Linked DNA regions of Homo sapiens: all the other regions are linked to region 1. A link is an interaction called in ENCODE POLR2A ChIA-PET data of the cell type or tissue named here. Cell type or tissue: GM12878. All regions are shown on one strand.

Region 1 (5,000 bases):
CCAGGATCCACATGGAGGACCTTTCTGATGGCTGCAATGACTAGGCCATTCCTCTGAGTAACTCACAGTGTCCTTTTGTAGGCCCTTCTTTTCCCTGAAAGACTGGTTGGTACTTACCTTGCAGAGCACATCCTGGGATAAGATCCCCAGTGTCTCCCCTGGGAGGCTCCCCCTCTGTGTAGCACCAGCCCTGGGAATGATGGAGCCTAGTGATCGGGGTTTCTCCTGCTGTCCTTTCTGCAAAAGTTCACTTGTTTACCCACCGCATGCTAGAGAGGAGCTCATTGGCCAATGCTTACCTTGTCCCCAAAGGGGTGGGTTGTGGAGCTCACTTAGGCAGGGCCTCTGGCTGGGGCCAGGGTTATGAGATAGGCCTGTATGAAATATGTCCTGTTCTGGGGGTCTGTCTCTTTTCTTCTCTTCAAAAACTTTGTGTCAGAGAGTCCCTTCTGAGTCACATAAATACCTCACTATCCTGGAAAACAGGGCCTGGATGGTGACTGGGGTCATTGCCTTTGTGGACAGGATGGAGTGTGGTGTGGTCTGAGGAGCAGGTTGGGGTGGGGGAGAGGGAAAGGATTTGGGATCTTAGTTGCTGCCCTAGGTTAGGGGCTGGGGAGTGTTTATTTTAAGATCCTGCCATGTTTTTAATCACTGTGATTTTTTTTTCATTCCCCTTTCCTAAAAAAAATTTTTTGCCTCCAACTCTCTAAGCACTAAGGGCTGTGCCTGAGAATGGTAGCATTTTGGTCTTTTGCTTCAGAACTGTGGTATCTTTGTCTTTTTTCATTATTATTATTATTATTATTATTATTATTACTATTGTTTTTTAAAATGTCAGGATGAATTGTCAGACATATGGCCATGTGTTTGTCCTCTGCTTCTCCCCTGTGGGAAGTTGTCTCCATGCTGTGAACTGCTGTGGGGTGTGCAGCTGACTCAGTCCCTCTGAGCAGTTTCCCCACTGTGTCTGTCCCATCATGCGCTGGATCTGCTCATTCTCCTGCTGTGGGGGTATGCCCACCTCTTACCCCCTTGACACCATAGGGCTGCTGTGGCTGGGCCTCACCAGCACTGTCTTTTGTGTGACTCATGGCATCCTCGTTCATCCCCACCGTGCCTAGCAGGCCTTCCTTTTCACCACCTCGGAACGCTTGCCTTTCCTCCCTCCACAACAGGACGCTGTGCCTCAGTCCTTCACCTACCTCGCCACTCTGCCACTGTCCCCATTGGTCCTTTCTCCTAAACTGGTCTTTGTGCTCTCTTTGTTTTTTCTTATTTCCCTCTTGTCTCTCATTTTTTCTTCCCATTCCCCTCCCATTTCAGCCCTTAACTTTTCTCTTTCCCATCTCCACTCAGTATTCCAATGGCAAACCCTGATGATGTAACACCTGCGATGAGACATCGGACTCTCCGGAACTTTCTCATCTGACACGTCTTTTTCCCAGGGTTCGTACTTCTCCTCCATTGGTCCCAGGCTAACTCCCCTGTTCCTCTGTGGTGTCTGTCAGTCCGTCTGTCTTCTCTTTCCTCTGCCCTTCCCACAGGGCAGTATCTGCTGATGGATTCAGTCCTGGTGTGTGATTGTTGTGATTTGTTCTTCCGTGCGCAAAAGGAAGAGGGCTTTTTGAGTCCCTTCCAAGTGAGATTGTAAATGTAGAATTTTCCACTGTTGGATCTAGATTTTTTTTCCTTTTTTTTGGGGGGGTGGGGTTACAGAGCTGAGACCTTGTGCATGCATGTAGAAAATTGTAAAATGTAAATTTTTTTTAATATATAAAAAGCTTGTTTCTACAGTTTGCAGTGGATCTAAACATTACGGCAATTTTAGGATTTTTTTCTTAAACATAGGAACTAAAACTGTACAAATTTTTTTTATATAAAATAAAGACATTTGACTTTTGTGGGGGCATTCTGTTGCTTTTCTTTCTTTACAGGAATGGGAGCAAATGAGGGCCAGGGAATAATGAATATATTCCTTGTTAGGGAGGGAATGGGCAGGAGGGGGCAGTGTGAGCTCATCATTGCTCTGCAGGCCTTCAGGGTGTGTTGGAGAGAAATGGGAAAATGAAAAAGGAAATTGCTTATTCTGAATCCTGATTCTAAAGAGAGAGAAACAACAATGTGAGGGCTTAACCACTTCCTGGTGTAGTTGTCAGGATAGAGAAAGAAAGATTACTTCCTGGGTCCACCCTCCTGAGCAAGCTTGTGTCTGTATGGCCTCTAGGGCAGGAGTGGGTTTCTAAAACGTATTTCTAAAACATAAAGTGCCATAGGAATTTCAGGGGATAGTTGAGATTTCAGTCAGTGGTGACAGCCCATCACAATTCATTGAGACAAGTTTCTGTAGTATATATATTAGTTCTAAATATGTAGAGAGTTCAGTGCTCTGTTGTCACTGTAATGCATGTAATCAGGTACTAAAATCACCCTCAAGAGATTGGGTCCCTTCTCCCAGTCTTACCTGGGCCTGACCTCTGTGACTTTGGGCAAGATGCTTAGCATGTAAACAGCCTGCTAAGGTTAAAAACAAGCATTTCTGTATGGAGGTGGCCTATTCACTAGATTTCCTCCTCCTCTCCCCTGCCTCATACTCTGCCAGGCTCTGGGGATGCAAAGGCAAGAGAGGCTCCATCCTGGAGGATGACCCAGTTTACAGGGGTGACAGGCTGGGTGACCCTAGTGCAAGGCTTCATGGCGTGTTCTCAGGCAGAGTGTAGACAAACCCTGGCTGGATTCCAAGGAGCTCGGGGAGTTTCCTTCAAGAAATCTAGGAAGTTTGTTTAAGACTCAAGATGGGGGAACACACTCACCTTGAGATTACATTTTGTTCATCTAAGTATTCCTAGAATTGAAACCAGTTCCTCGCATATAGTTGGTCCTCAATAAAAAATTGTTGCATGAATAATGAACTGAACAACTAACAATACAATAGGGGCTCATGAAAGGGATCATATACTTGCTTCTCCCTTTAAAATTGCACTCCAGTCTTTCTCATGTGAAAACAAACAAAAATACTTCCCTTGAAATTGCATCCCCATTCTCACGGCTCTGTTCTTTCTGTAACTAGGTTTGTAGAATAGTTTCACTTGCTGTTTCCAGTTCATTTCAGAGTCAACTTGTGACTTACATTGTGACCAAATTTCTACCTTAGCATGCCTCTGAAATTATTCTTGTTCTCAACAGCCAAGTATAGTAAACACCTTTTAAGTTTATTCTTTATTTAGTGCCTATGATGTTCCCAGCCTGATACTAAAGTACTTTCTCTGGTAAAGATACTGGATATGGTCCTGCCCTCACTGAGCTAACCTTGGTGGACCCTTGAGAAGGCTAGTTAACCTCAGGGACCTCCTCTTGTAATGCTGGCCCCAGGAATTCATAGATTTAAAGCCAGACCTCAATATTTGATTGATAAGATCATATTTTCTCTAGAGGTTTGCTGCAAGCAAAAGTGATAATCCTGACCATTTGTCAGGCAGCAAAGGGTATTTGTAACTTTTGTTTGAAAGGATGTGTTTTCCACAGAAGTTCTTCACATAGCACTGAAGTTAGGGACCCAGCTTGGTGGATTGTCAGGGTCATGCCTGGGACTTCATGACATTATATGTGATTATATGTGATTACATATGCTGCCCATGTGTGATTTTTGTTTTTTAGCCTTTGCCTTTGAAATACAGCCGAGAGGGGGAACTGGGGGCTGGGGCTCTGGCTGAGGAGACATAAAGATCTTTAGACCAAGGTCTCAGTGATTTGTTATTAGTTTTTTATTTTTTAATTTTAATTTTTTTGTTACTATTTTTTTTTGTTTGTTTGGGATAGTTTAATGGCTTCTACAGACTGAAAGTCAGCTTGCTTAAGGTAACCCTTGGCTTTTTTGTTACTTTAAGCATATGATAGTAATGCTCTTCCAATTGCCAGGAAGGCTGGGGTAGGGGAAAGTCAGCCTTTGGAAAAGCACTGCAGCATTAGTGTACACATGGTCATGGAAGATGCTAGAGAGATAATAAAGGACCACCTACATAGTAAATCTTGGAGAATAGTCATCCCTGTCTAGCTCCCCAGTTTCTTTTCAGGCTGAGAATGGGGTCCATTTCTCTTGGTACAAACGGCAGGGCAGACATGACATCCTACCTGCTCATAACAGTGAATGCCACATTTGAGTATGTAGAATAGTGGGAGAAGGTACTGGTTTAGAGTTGGGAAACCTGGCCAAGGCATTGGCTTCTCTCATTTCATCTCAGCAAGTTTTGGGGGCACACTTACTGTGTGGTAGGCATTGTGATACAAAGATAAATAAAACATTGGCCCCCTCCCCTTGGAGCTCATGGGACTTTTGCTAGATAAGTTGGGAAATTTTATTTTGTCATATGTTGTAGGCAACCCGAGGAAGCACACTATTTTCCTGGAGGTGGTAAATACCATCTGTAAAAGGCAGACTGAAGCCAACAGTGTGTGAGGGTATTGAGCCTGATATGTAAACTATTTTGATGTCACTTGTCAAAAATAGCCATCTGTACTCTGATATCCTGTAAGGGGAATGACTTTGGTTATAAGGTTATAAAAATTAGGAGTATGGCTGGGCGCAGTGGCTCACGCTTATAATCTCAGCACTTTGGGAGGCCGAGGCGGGTGGATCACCTGAGGTCAGGAGTTCGCGACTAGCCTGGCCAAGATGGTAAAACCACGTCTCTACTAATAATACAAAAATTAGCTGGGCGTGGTGGCACATGCCTGTAATCTCAGCTACTTGGGAGGCTGAGGCAGGAGAATCACTTGAACCCGGGAGGCAGAGGTTGTGGTGAGCCGAGATTGGGCCACTGCACTCCAGCCTGGGTGATAAGAGTGAAACTCTGTCTCAAAAAAAAAGAAAAGAAAGAAAAGAAAAAAGAAAAAAAAAATTAGGAGTATGAGATCTTCGGTTGTGTATTGTCCCTTCTTGCTTTTGGGCACAATTAGGTCATGCTGCTGCTTCACTTAGGGTAAGTATGTGGTTAAAAGTA
Region 2 (5,000 bases), 180 kb after region 1:
TGGTCTGTTCAAAGTTTCTATTTCTTTTTTTTTTTTGAGGAGGAGTCTCACTCTTTCGCCCAGGCCAGAGTGCAGTGTCACTATCTCGGCTCACTGCAAGCTCTGCCTCCCTGGTTCACGCCATTCTCCTGCCTCAGCCTTCCGAGTAGCTGGGACTACAGGCACCTGCCACTGTTCCTGGCTAATTTTTTGTATTTTTAGTAGAGATGGGGTTTTACCATGTTAGCCAGGATGGTTTCGATCTCCTGACCTCGTGATCTGCCCACCTCGGCCTCCCAAAGTCCTGGGATTACAGACGTGAGCCACTGCGCCCAGCCCAAAGTTTCTATTTCTTCCTGGTTTAATCTAGGAGGGCTGTATGTTTTCAGCAATTTATCTATCTCCTCTCAGTTTTCTAGTTTGTGCACATAAAGGTGTTCATAATGGCCTTGAATGGTCTTTTGTGTTTCTGTCGTATTGGTTGTAATATCTCCCATTTTGTTTCTAACTGAGCTTATTTGGATCTTCTCTCTTCTTTTCATGGTTAATCTCACTAATGGTCTATCCATTTTCTTTCTCTTGTCAATGGACCAGGTTTTCGTTTCATTTATCTTTGGTATTGTTTTTTGTTTGTTTGAATGTCATTTAGTTCTGCTCTCATCTTGGTTGTTTCTTTTCTTTTGCTGGGTTTGGGTTTGGTTTGTTCAGGCTTCTCTAGTTCCTTGAGATGTGACCTTAGATTGTCTATTTGTACTCCTTCAGATTTTTTGATGTAGGCATTTAATCCTATGAACTTTTCTCTTTGCACTGCTTTTGCTGTATCCCAGAAGTTTTGATAGGTTGTGTCACTATTATCGTTCATTTCAAAGAACTTTTAAATTTCTATCTTGATTCCATTGCTGATGTAAAGATCATTCAGGAGCAGATTATTTAATTTCCATATATTTGCATAGTTTTGAGGGTTCCTTTTGGAGTTGATTTCCAATTTTATTCCACTGTGGTCTGACAGAGTACTTGATATAACTTTGATTTTCTTAAATTTATCGAGACTTGATTTTTGGCCTGTGTTCCATGTTCTGATGAGTAGAATATATATTTCACAGCTGTTGAGTAGAATGTGCTGTAAATATTTGTTGTTGTTGAGTAGAATGTGCTGTAAGTATTTGTTAAGTCCATTTATTCTAGGGTATAGTTTCTTTATTTTCTGTCTTGATGCTTTCTAGTTCTGTCAGTGCAGTATTGAAGCCCCCCACTATTATTGTGTTCCTATTTCATTTCTTACATCTAGCAGTGATTGTCTTATAAATTTGGGAACTCCAGTGTTAGATGCATATATATTTAGGATTGTAATATTTTCCTGCTGGACTAGTCCTTTTATTGTTATGGATTGTCCCTCTTTGTCTTTTAAAACTATTCTTGCTTTAAAGTCTGTTTGGTCTGATATAAGAATAGTTACTCCTGCTCAGTTTTGTGTCCATTTGAATGCAATATATTTTTCCACCCCTTTACCTTAAGTTTATGTTAGTCCTTATGTGTTAGGCAAGTCTCTTAAAGACAGCAGATACTTGGTTGGTGAATTCTTATTCATTCTGACACTCTGGATCTTGTAAGTGGAGCATTTAGGCCATTTACTTTTAATGTCAGTATTGAGATATGAGGTACTATTCTATTCATTGTGCTAGTTGTTGCCTGAATTGCTTGGTTTTTTTTTTCATTGTGTTATTGTTTCATAGGTCCTGTGAGATTTATGTTTTAAGAAGGTTCTATTTTGGTGTATTTTGAGGTTTTGTTTCAAGATTTAGAATTCCTTTTAGCAGTTCTTATAGTGCTGACTTTGTAGTGGCAAATTCTCTTGGTAGTGATACATTCAGCATTTGCTTGTCTGAAAAAGACTTTATCTTCCCTTCATATATGAAGCTTAGTTTTGCCAGATACAAAATTCTTGGCTGATAATTATTCTTTTAAGGAGGCTAAAGTAAGGATAATTACTTAGTTTAAGGATATGAAAGATAGGACCCCAATCCCTTCTAGCTTGTAGGATTTCTGCTGAGGAATCTGCTGTTAATCTTATAGGTTTTCCTTTATAGGATACCTGATGCTTTTGCCTCACAGCTCTTAAGATTCATTCCTTCATCTTGACTTTAGATAACCTGATGGTTTAGATTACCTAAACCTGTGTGTTTAGGTAATTATCTTTTTGCAATGAATTTCCTGGGTGTTCTTTGAGTTCCTCAGGAACACAAATTATTCTTAGGTTTGGTCATTTAACATAATCCCAAATTGGCTGGAGGCTTTGTTCATTAAAAAAAACTTTTTTCTTTGTCTGTGTTAGATTGGATTAATTCAATAGCATTGTCTTTGAGCTCTGAGGTTCTTTCTTCTACTTGTTCCATTCTATTGTTAAAACTTTTCAGTGTATTTTGCATTTCTCTAAGCATGTCTTTTATTTCCAGAAGTTCTTATTGTTTTTTATTTATAATATCTATTTCTTTACAGTGTTTTTGTCCATATCTTGTATTATTTTAAAAATTTCTTTAAGTTGGTTTTCACCTTTCTCTGGTGCCTACTTGAGTAGCTTAATAATCAACCTTCTGAATTCTTTTTCTGGCAATTCAGAGATTTCTTCTTGGTTTGAATCCATTACTGGTGAGCTAGTGTGATCTTTTGGTGGTGTGATAGAACTTTGTTTAATTATATTGCCAGAATTGTTTTTCTGGTTCTTTCTCATTTGGGTCAATTATGTCAGAGGAAAGGTCTAGGACTCAAGGGCTGCTGTTCAGATTCTTTTGTCCCACAGGGTGATCCTTTGATGTGGTGCTCTCCCCTTTCCCCTACAGATGGGGCTTCCCAAGAGCTGAACTGCAGTGATTGTTATTGCTTTTCTGGGTCTAGCCACCTAGTGGACCTACCAGGCTCCAGGCTGGTACTGGGGAGTGTCTGCAAAGAGTCCTGTGTTGTGATCTATTTTCAGGTCTCTCAACCACGGATACGAGCACCTACTCCAGTGAAGGTAGCAGGGCAGTGAAGTGGATTCTGTGAGAGTCCTTGGTTGTAGTTTTGTTTAGTGCACAGGTTTTCTCAAATGCTGGTTATGCTAACAGTGAAGTTGTCACATGGACAGACTCAGGACCTCTGGTTAGCCAGGACGTTACAAGTGGTGGAATTAGCTGTTGTTTTCTCCTTCCTTGGAGCAGGGCTATTTTGTTATGAGTTGCTATAATGGCTTGACTTGATTGGCCTCCAGCCAGAAGGTGGCGATTTCAAGAGAGCATCAGCTGCAGCAGTACGGGGGAATACAAGCTTGCCCTAAGGTCACCTGGATAAGTATTTGGGTTTCTCAGGTGATGGGAGGGCCATAGGGCTCCCACAAGATTATGTCTTTTGTCTTCAGCTACCAGGGCTGGCAGAAAAAGACCATCAGGTGGGGGCAGAGTTGAGCATGTCTGAGCTCAGACTATCCTTGGACAGGGCTTGCTGTGGCAACTGTGCGGTATGGGGGTGTGGTTCTCAGGCCAATGGAGTTATGTTCCCAGGGGGATTATGGCTGCCTCTGCTGCTTTGTACAGGTAGCCAGGGAAGTGGGGGAAAGCCAGTGGTGACAGGCCTCTCCCCACTCCCACACAGCCAGCAAGGCCAGTCTCACTCCTGCCATGCTCCCCAAAGAGCCAAATTTATATCCAAGCCTCTGGTATGCAGGGCTGGGATGTTGCCCTGGGATACTAGCCTCTCTGCTGAGAAGGCAAGCAGGGCTTTCAGGCCTCACCCCTCCCTGCCTGCTGTGGCTTCTGTGCTCATATCTGCACTTTCTATTCATCTCCACAGATCCTGACCAGGACAATTCGTACTCAGTCAAAATTATTACAAAGTTCAGCTGGAAGTTTCCTTCTCCCTGTGGCCCTTCCCCAATCCCACTGGCAGCCCTCCCCAAGGAACCCTGTGAGATAAAGTCAGAAATGACTTCCCTGGACTTCCTGGGGGACCAGGAGTGCCTGTAGGGCTCTTCCCACTGCTTCTTCTACTTTTGTATTTTGCTTGGCTCTCTAAATTCATTTCAGCTCTAGGTAAAGTTAAATTCTTCTCCTGTTATTTGGATTTTCAGGTTTCCCCAGTGAAGATGTGTGTTCAGAGGTAGACTTTCCCCCTCTCACACTTTAGGCACTCACAGTTTTTCAGCTATTTCACAGAGTTTGCAGTGGCAAGCCACTTCTTTCAAAGGGCTGGTGAATTCTTTCAGTTTTCCTGGTATGTTCCTGCAGCGGTTCTTGGAACAAAAGTTCATGATGTGAGTCTCCACACATCTGAGTGAGAGTTGCAAGTTAGTCCTGCCTCCTAGCTGCCATCCCCTGCCCCAGGGTAATTATTAATAGCATCTTCTTTTATTTTCCAATGGTTCTCAGTAGATCACATAGTGATCTACCTGTTATAATACTTCAATTGCCTGTGTTCTTTGTATCTCCTGCTGGATGACAAGCCAAACACTTAGTAGGAACTTAATAACTTTGTTGAATGAGTGAAGCATTGAGTAGAACTAGAAGTCTTCTGTGAAATAAACTTAGTACACTTAACCTTTTAGAGCCTTTCATCAATCCACATTAGCCTCCTTATCTCCTTTCAGCCTGTAAGAGCTGAGAAACCAGACACAGTTTCATCCAGTCTGTGACTAAGTCCACATCCTTTAGATACAAGGAAGTGGTGGGGATGCTAAGGTTGGGTGGATTGTGTTGCTATATCACCCTCTTGTGGCTGGTGTGTGAAACTCATCACGAAATCCTTTCTGTGGTATAAGTAGTTCTATAAATCTCAACCCAGATCTCATTTTGGTTTCAGGTTAGATTTGGTCATCATTATTTTTTAAAAAGTTTCCCGGGTAATTCTAATATTTAGGTAAACTTGGGTGTCACTGGCAGGTTTGGGCCATGCTTAAGTGACCAGGTGGCCACCTTTGACAGATCTACTTCTTGGTATATAGAAGCGTATTTAGTTTTCTCAGAGCTCACCAGGGGGCCAGCATATCTCTAGAT
Region 3 (5,000 bases), 150 kb after region 1:
TCAGGGATTAGGAAACATGTTTGAGTCTAGGGTCTGTTGTTGACTAGCTAAATGACCATGAATGTCACTTACTTGCTAAGTCAGAGGGTTCTAGTTGGTAAAAGAAATAAAACAGAGCTGTCCTGCCACTTTGAGGAATTATTAGGATTAAATGACATGAGGGTGCTCTCAAGTGTGTGTACTAATGGAGGAGAGTCTAGTGGTCCTAAGGAGAGCCTTGCCTTGTGGAATCACCTGTATGTCACCATGGGTTAGTCACTGAGGCCTAGCCTGCCTGGGCTAGAATCCTGGCTCTGTCAGGGACTGGCCATGAACCCCAGGGAAAGTCAGTAACCTCTCTGTGCCTCAGTTTCCTCAGCTTTAAAATGAAGGTAATATTAGCACATTGGTGAAGGTAATAGTAGCACAATATTTGACCTCATAAAAATATTATGAGGGTTAAATGAATTGATATTTGTAGACCTCTTAGAATAGTGCCTGGCATATACTAGGCACTATATATGTTTGCTATGTAAAACAAATAAACATCTTCAAAGAGACTAAAATAACACCTCAGACAACTACGAAGGGAAAAATTAGAGTTGGGGTATTGGGGAGATGTTAAAGTCAGCAAGTAGCTATTAATAAGAGTGGAAATGGGGAAGACTGCACAGTTGCTTAACAGACACCTCCACCCCCTTACTTTCTTAGGATCCTCCAGACAAACATTTCTTGTTCTTTTTTTGTGGCACTAGCTAAACTTCCTCTCCTCTTCTCCACCCACTGCCTCCTAGAGTCAAAAAGTGGGGGTGGAACATCGCTGAGTATTGTAGGTCTGGGAGAGTGACCAGAGGTAGCTTTAGCATGTGGTGCCCAAAAGAGAGTCCATTATAACTGCTCACACTGAGTGAAGGGACATAGAGGGGAAGAGGAAGCACAGGGCTGGGCAGGCAGAAATTTTGTGTCATTCTCCAAAGCGACGGAAAGTCCTTGATCATGAGGTTTTAAGAAAAAGGAACCTACTACCCCCATGCAATAGTACATTGTTTTCCCCTGGGAGTTTTACTTTATATCACCTTTATTGGGATTTAGGTTTACTTGAATCAGTTCCTTCAAAACACACACACACACACACACACACACACACAAAATCTCAAAACAGACATGAGATCATAGCCATCCGTTTTAACATTGCTGCCCTCTATTAGCGTGTACTTGAACACTGAGTATAACAAAGGAAACAAGAGTACCTAGTCAGTTCCACCTATATCAGCCCCCAGCTGATTGCTCATACCTCTTTCCAAGTTTCACATAGATGAGCCCAGTGATCTCCAAACTTACAGGTCCATCCCTTTCCTAAGGTCCAAGACAAGAAAGGTTTGATTTAGGAATACTCCAGTAGCCTGAATGGCTTGGCACCGACCATCAGGCTCCTGTTGCGAAGGTGCTCTGGCTGCCTTGTTGGCCTCCATATTGATCTCCAGGACTGCTTCAAGCACTTGGAGCTGACAAGGTAGGCCTCCGCTGCCTTCCACTGAAGGCCTGAGTTATCACAGGGGGAACAGCTTTCCACCCTCTGTTTGGAAGCTGGGTTTTTGATAAGCAGTTTTACCCATATGTAATATATTTCCATTTCTATAACTGGATTTCTGCTTTTGAGCCCTTTTCTGAATGTCTGTGGTAGTCATCTGCTTAAATCTCATTCTAATACAGAGGCCTTGTCCTTATCTTGAAGACCCCTCAATGCAAGGACTTCAGATCAGTGGCAGGTTGTTTTGTCAGCATACTTCCACAGGTATGCTTCCTGTCTCTGAGCCCCAGGATGATGGTTGGGGTCCAGTTACCCATAGTGAGCCCACTCATTTCTTAGAATTTTAGGTCTCAACTGCTGAAATGCCCATGACCATGTTTAACATCCAACAAGACATCAACATCATGCTGATATTGGACTTTTATTTGTTTAAAGAAACTAATTCAAATCACATTTGAATAATATTAAAGTGAACGGTATTTGAAATATGTCTGGAGATGGTTGTTTGCTTGGGTATTCTGCCTCACTGCCCTGCCTAAACTTCCGTTATTGGCAAGGACCTGCCAACAGCTCCTTCCTCCTCTGTGGGTGGGTATAGAGAAAGGCACAGATTCTATCCGAATAATCCTGTCTTGACAGAAATAAATAAATCATCACTCTTTACTGACATATTCCCAAACATTAATAGTAGGGAGAGTAATTTACTCCACTTCAGCATCAATGTGGGTGGAGGCAGCATGACTCAGAGGTGAAGTCTAAGGACTCTGAAGCTTAAATTCTACTTCTTTCACTTTTTGGTTAAGTGGCCTTTGACTCTCTGTGTATCAATGCTTTCATCTGTATATGTGCACATAAACCGTATCTATCTCATAGTGTATTGTAAGGATTAAACAAAATAATAACTGTAGACTACTTAGAGTAATGCTGAATATGCAGTGATTGCTCCATAAATGGTTACTTATTACTATTATTGATGGGAGATAAGACAGGGAGTTGAAGAAATAGAAATACGAATGGGGCAGAGAAAAGGAAGAATTAAGAGTATGAGACAGTATATGTAGAGGGGGTGGGCAAGGATTAAAACTGGTGGACTCCTTCATCTCCTACCCTCAGAGTGGGAGTGTCTCCCAGGGTATGTGGAGAGACAGTCAGAGTCATGGTGTTTCCAAAGTCATGATCAGAAAGTTGGCATCAGAGCATAAGACTGTGAATTTTGACTCAGAGAAAACTTTTCCAACATGGAACAGTCATAAGTTTGCACACTCAGACTTTCCTTATGTCGGTGATTTCTGAGGGGAAATGGGGATTTCTCCCTGCATCTCTCCACTGCTTCTCAGCCTCTTCAACTGCTCTGAATTCCAGGGAAATGTGTAAAGTGTAGACTCCTAAGCCCAATACTGAATGTAAGGGACTACCTCTACCAGGAACAGCAGCAGGAGGAATTCATGGTATATTTTTGTGCTCAGAAAAGGTTTGCAGAATAATCCTTAAGAGGCAAACAGATAATTCAGTAAAGGTGGACAGTATGTAAAAAGTACTCCTGGCTTCACTTTTATAAAAACAAGCTCCCATTCCCCTTTCATGGATCCTTGATGAAATGAATATCTCACTCCTAGTTTCCTTTTCCAGAACCCAGACAACCAACACCTAAGCTCAAACTCCCACCACCTTTTCTCCTGTTTATGTTCCTTGGACAATTCCCTGACAGAGGAGTCCTGCCCAGGATCTCTGTGTGGTAAAGCCATGGCTCTTCCTAATAATGAATGAAAAGCGAGTGTGAAAAATAGTAGCATTAGCTGATATCTGTTAAACACTTACTATATTCAGGTACCATGGCAAGTGTTGTACATGCATTATCATCATTTTGATTCTCAAAACAATTCTACTGTATTAATACCTCCCCATTTTGAAGCTGAAACAAGAGTCAGAGGAGGAATGTAACTTCGTCTAGGTCACAAAACTTGTAAACAATTCACTACTAGCTGATTTGACAACTTTATTTCAGTTTCAGTAGATGAAAGAAGTGTATCCTAGAGCTACCTTTTATCTTAGCAGGTATTAACCTTTTGAAGAGCATCAAAAATTTGAAAGCAATGAGTGAAGAGGTCAGGTGGAGCAGAAAGAAGAACCAATGGGATTGGGATTAACCTTGGAATTAGAAAAACCAATGTCTATTTCCAGCTCTACCAATTTAGGTAGTGAAATTTCAGGTGAATTTTTAAACCCCTAAATCTTAATTTATTATTTTTCTTGCATAATGGGATTAATAACGTCTATCTTGCTCATCTCAATGGTTTTCATATGGATGACATAAGAATGTAGGCATAAACATTGTAGAATGTTTTGCAAATTAAGTGGTATCAAATGCTACCTTGTCTGGTCTCTCTCTGGAAGATTAGGGACATCCCTAGTACCATTCCTCATCTACTTGCATTTTCTGTCTGCCATTCTAGAGCGACCAGCAGAGGCTCCAAAAATTTGGTCTGACTAGTGGTTACAATCTCCATGAAGTTCAAATTAAAGGAGCCATAGCTTGAAATGGCCAAAGAAACCAGAGAGATCACAGTGCATTGATTCTACCTTTACAGAAAATCCAAACGTACTAGGTTCCCAGGGTTCTAACTCATGCCAGAATTCTGCTAGTGCATTTTCAGAACTGGCAAGAGATACTAGAAGTAGATCTAGAAGTTCCAAACATAGTAAATTTCTGTTAGAGCAATTGTTTGTATTTAAGGAGATAACATGTACAATGACACAGCACTCCCAGATCTATGTTAATGTTACAATTTTCTTTGTACAAATAACAATCAATATTCATGTCGTTCTTTTAGTTTACTGTTATGCCATAAGTAAGAAAAATAGGGTTTTTAATTCAAGTTCTCCAACTCTTTTTTGAGACTATTTGTAAAAAATGGGATAGTAATCTCTTCCTCATTTATTTTAGAGTTTGTTGAGGATAAAAGCAGAGTAATAGCTCTGTGTTTTGAAAATAAAGGGAGTTTATAGAGATGAGGCTCAACAATGATAACGATGAGTCATCCATCACTCTAACCTGATAGAACAATCAACTATAATTAGGAAAGACATTTTTCTCTCTCAAACGCCATCACAATTGAATGCCAAGAAGAAATTGCTTGTAAGTCATTCAAGCTTTTAGAAGATCTTTCTTTTGCCAGGCTTTTTGGGTGGGTTTACCAAGTGCTGATTCCTCTGAGAAGGATTTGCCTCAGACCTTTGGAAACTGAGATCTCCAGATCTCAGAAATATAACTCAGTAATATAAACTTTAAAGCTGAACCTAAACACTTAGGTTTGAATTTTAAGTCTCTCCCCAGCCAGTTGGATCCTGTTGAGTACAGTAGATACTGAGACCCAGGGTGTTCTGCTAAACACAGATCAAAAAGACAGTTCAATGTCTTCCTTAAGGGCAATTTTTAAAACTTTATGGAAAACTAGGAGGCGATCAGCAAGGGTCAGAACTCACAGGTTTG

Evidence for each region. Peaks named below come from ENCODE experiments on the same cell type or tissue, not always from the same donor. Only the 100,000 strongest peaks of a DNase experiment are listed, where the experiment ranks them.
Region 2: POLR2A ChIA-PET joins it to region 1 with 28 read pairs; 10 of 35 experiments call an interaction of 5 or more read pairs at or near these places.
Region 3: POLR2A ChIA-PET joins it to region 1 with 20 read pairs; 5 of 35 experiments call an interaction of 5 or more read pairs at or near these places.

What each region holds. Positions count from the first base shown.
Region 1 is chr1:160,426,767-160,431,766 of GRCh38, forward strand. VANGL2 (VANGL planar cell polarity protein 2) reads left to right here. Exons shown (of 8, transcript NM_020335.3): 8 at 1-1,904. Among named protein-coding and RNA genes, the nearest start is that of VANGL2, 29 kb to the left of the region's middle. RefSeq lists an enhancer at 3,102-3,331. In GM12878, a CTCF peak has its summit at 2,014 (motif pointing right); DNase peaks (open chromatin) are centred at 2,115, 2,605, 3,115, 4,413 and 1 weaker place; H3K27ac peaks cover 3,755 bases.
Region 2 is chr1:160,602,583-160,607,582 of GRCh38, forward strand. No RefSeq gene overlaps it. Among named protein-coding and RNA genes, the nearest start is that of CD84, 26 kb to the left of the region's middle. In GM12878, CTCF peaks have their summits at 2,911 (motif pointing left) and 4,707 (motif pointing left); a DNase peak (open chromatin) is centred at 4,679; H3K27ac peaks cover 2,260 bases.
Region 3 is chr1:160,574,399-160,579,398 of GRCh38, forward strand. CD84 (CD84 molecule) reads right to left here. Exons shown (of 7, transcript NM_003874.4): 1 at 4,994-5,000. Among named protein-coding and RNA genes, the nearest start is that of CD84, 2.6 kb to the right of the region's middle. RefSeq lists an enhancer at 1,468-1,517. In GM12878, no CTCF peak of the experiment used is centred here; no DNase peak of the experiment used is centred here; H3K4me3 peaks cover 2,952 bases; H3K27ac peaks cover 4,439 bases.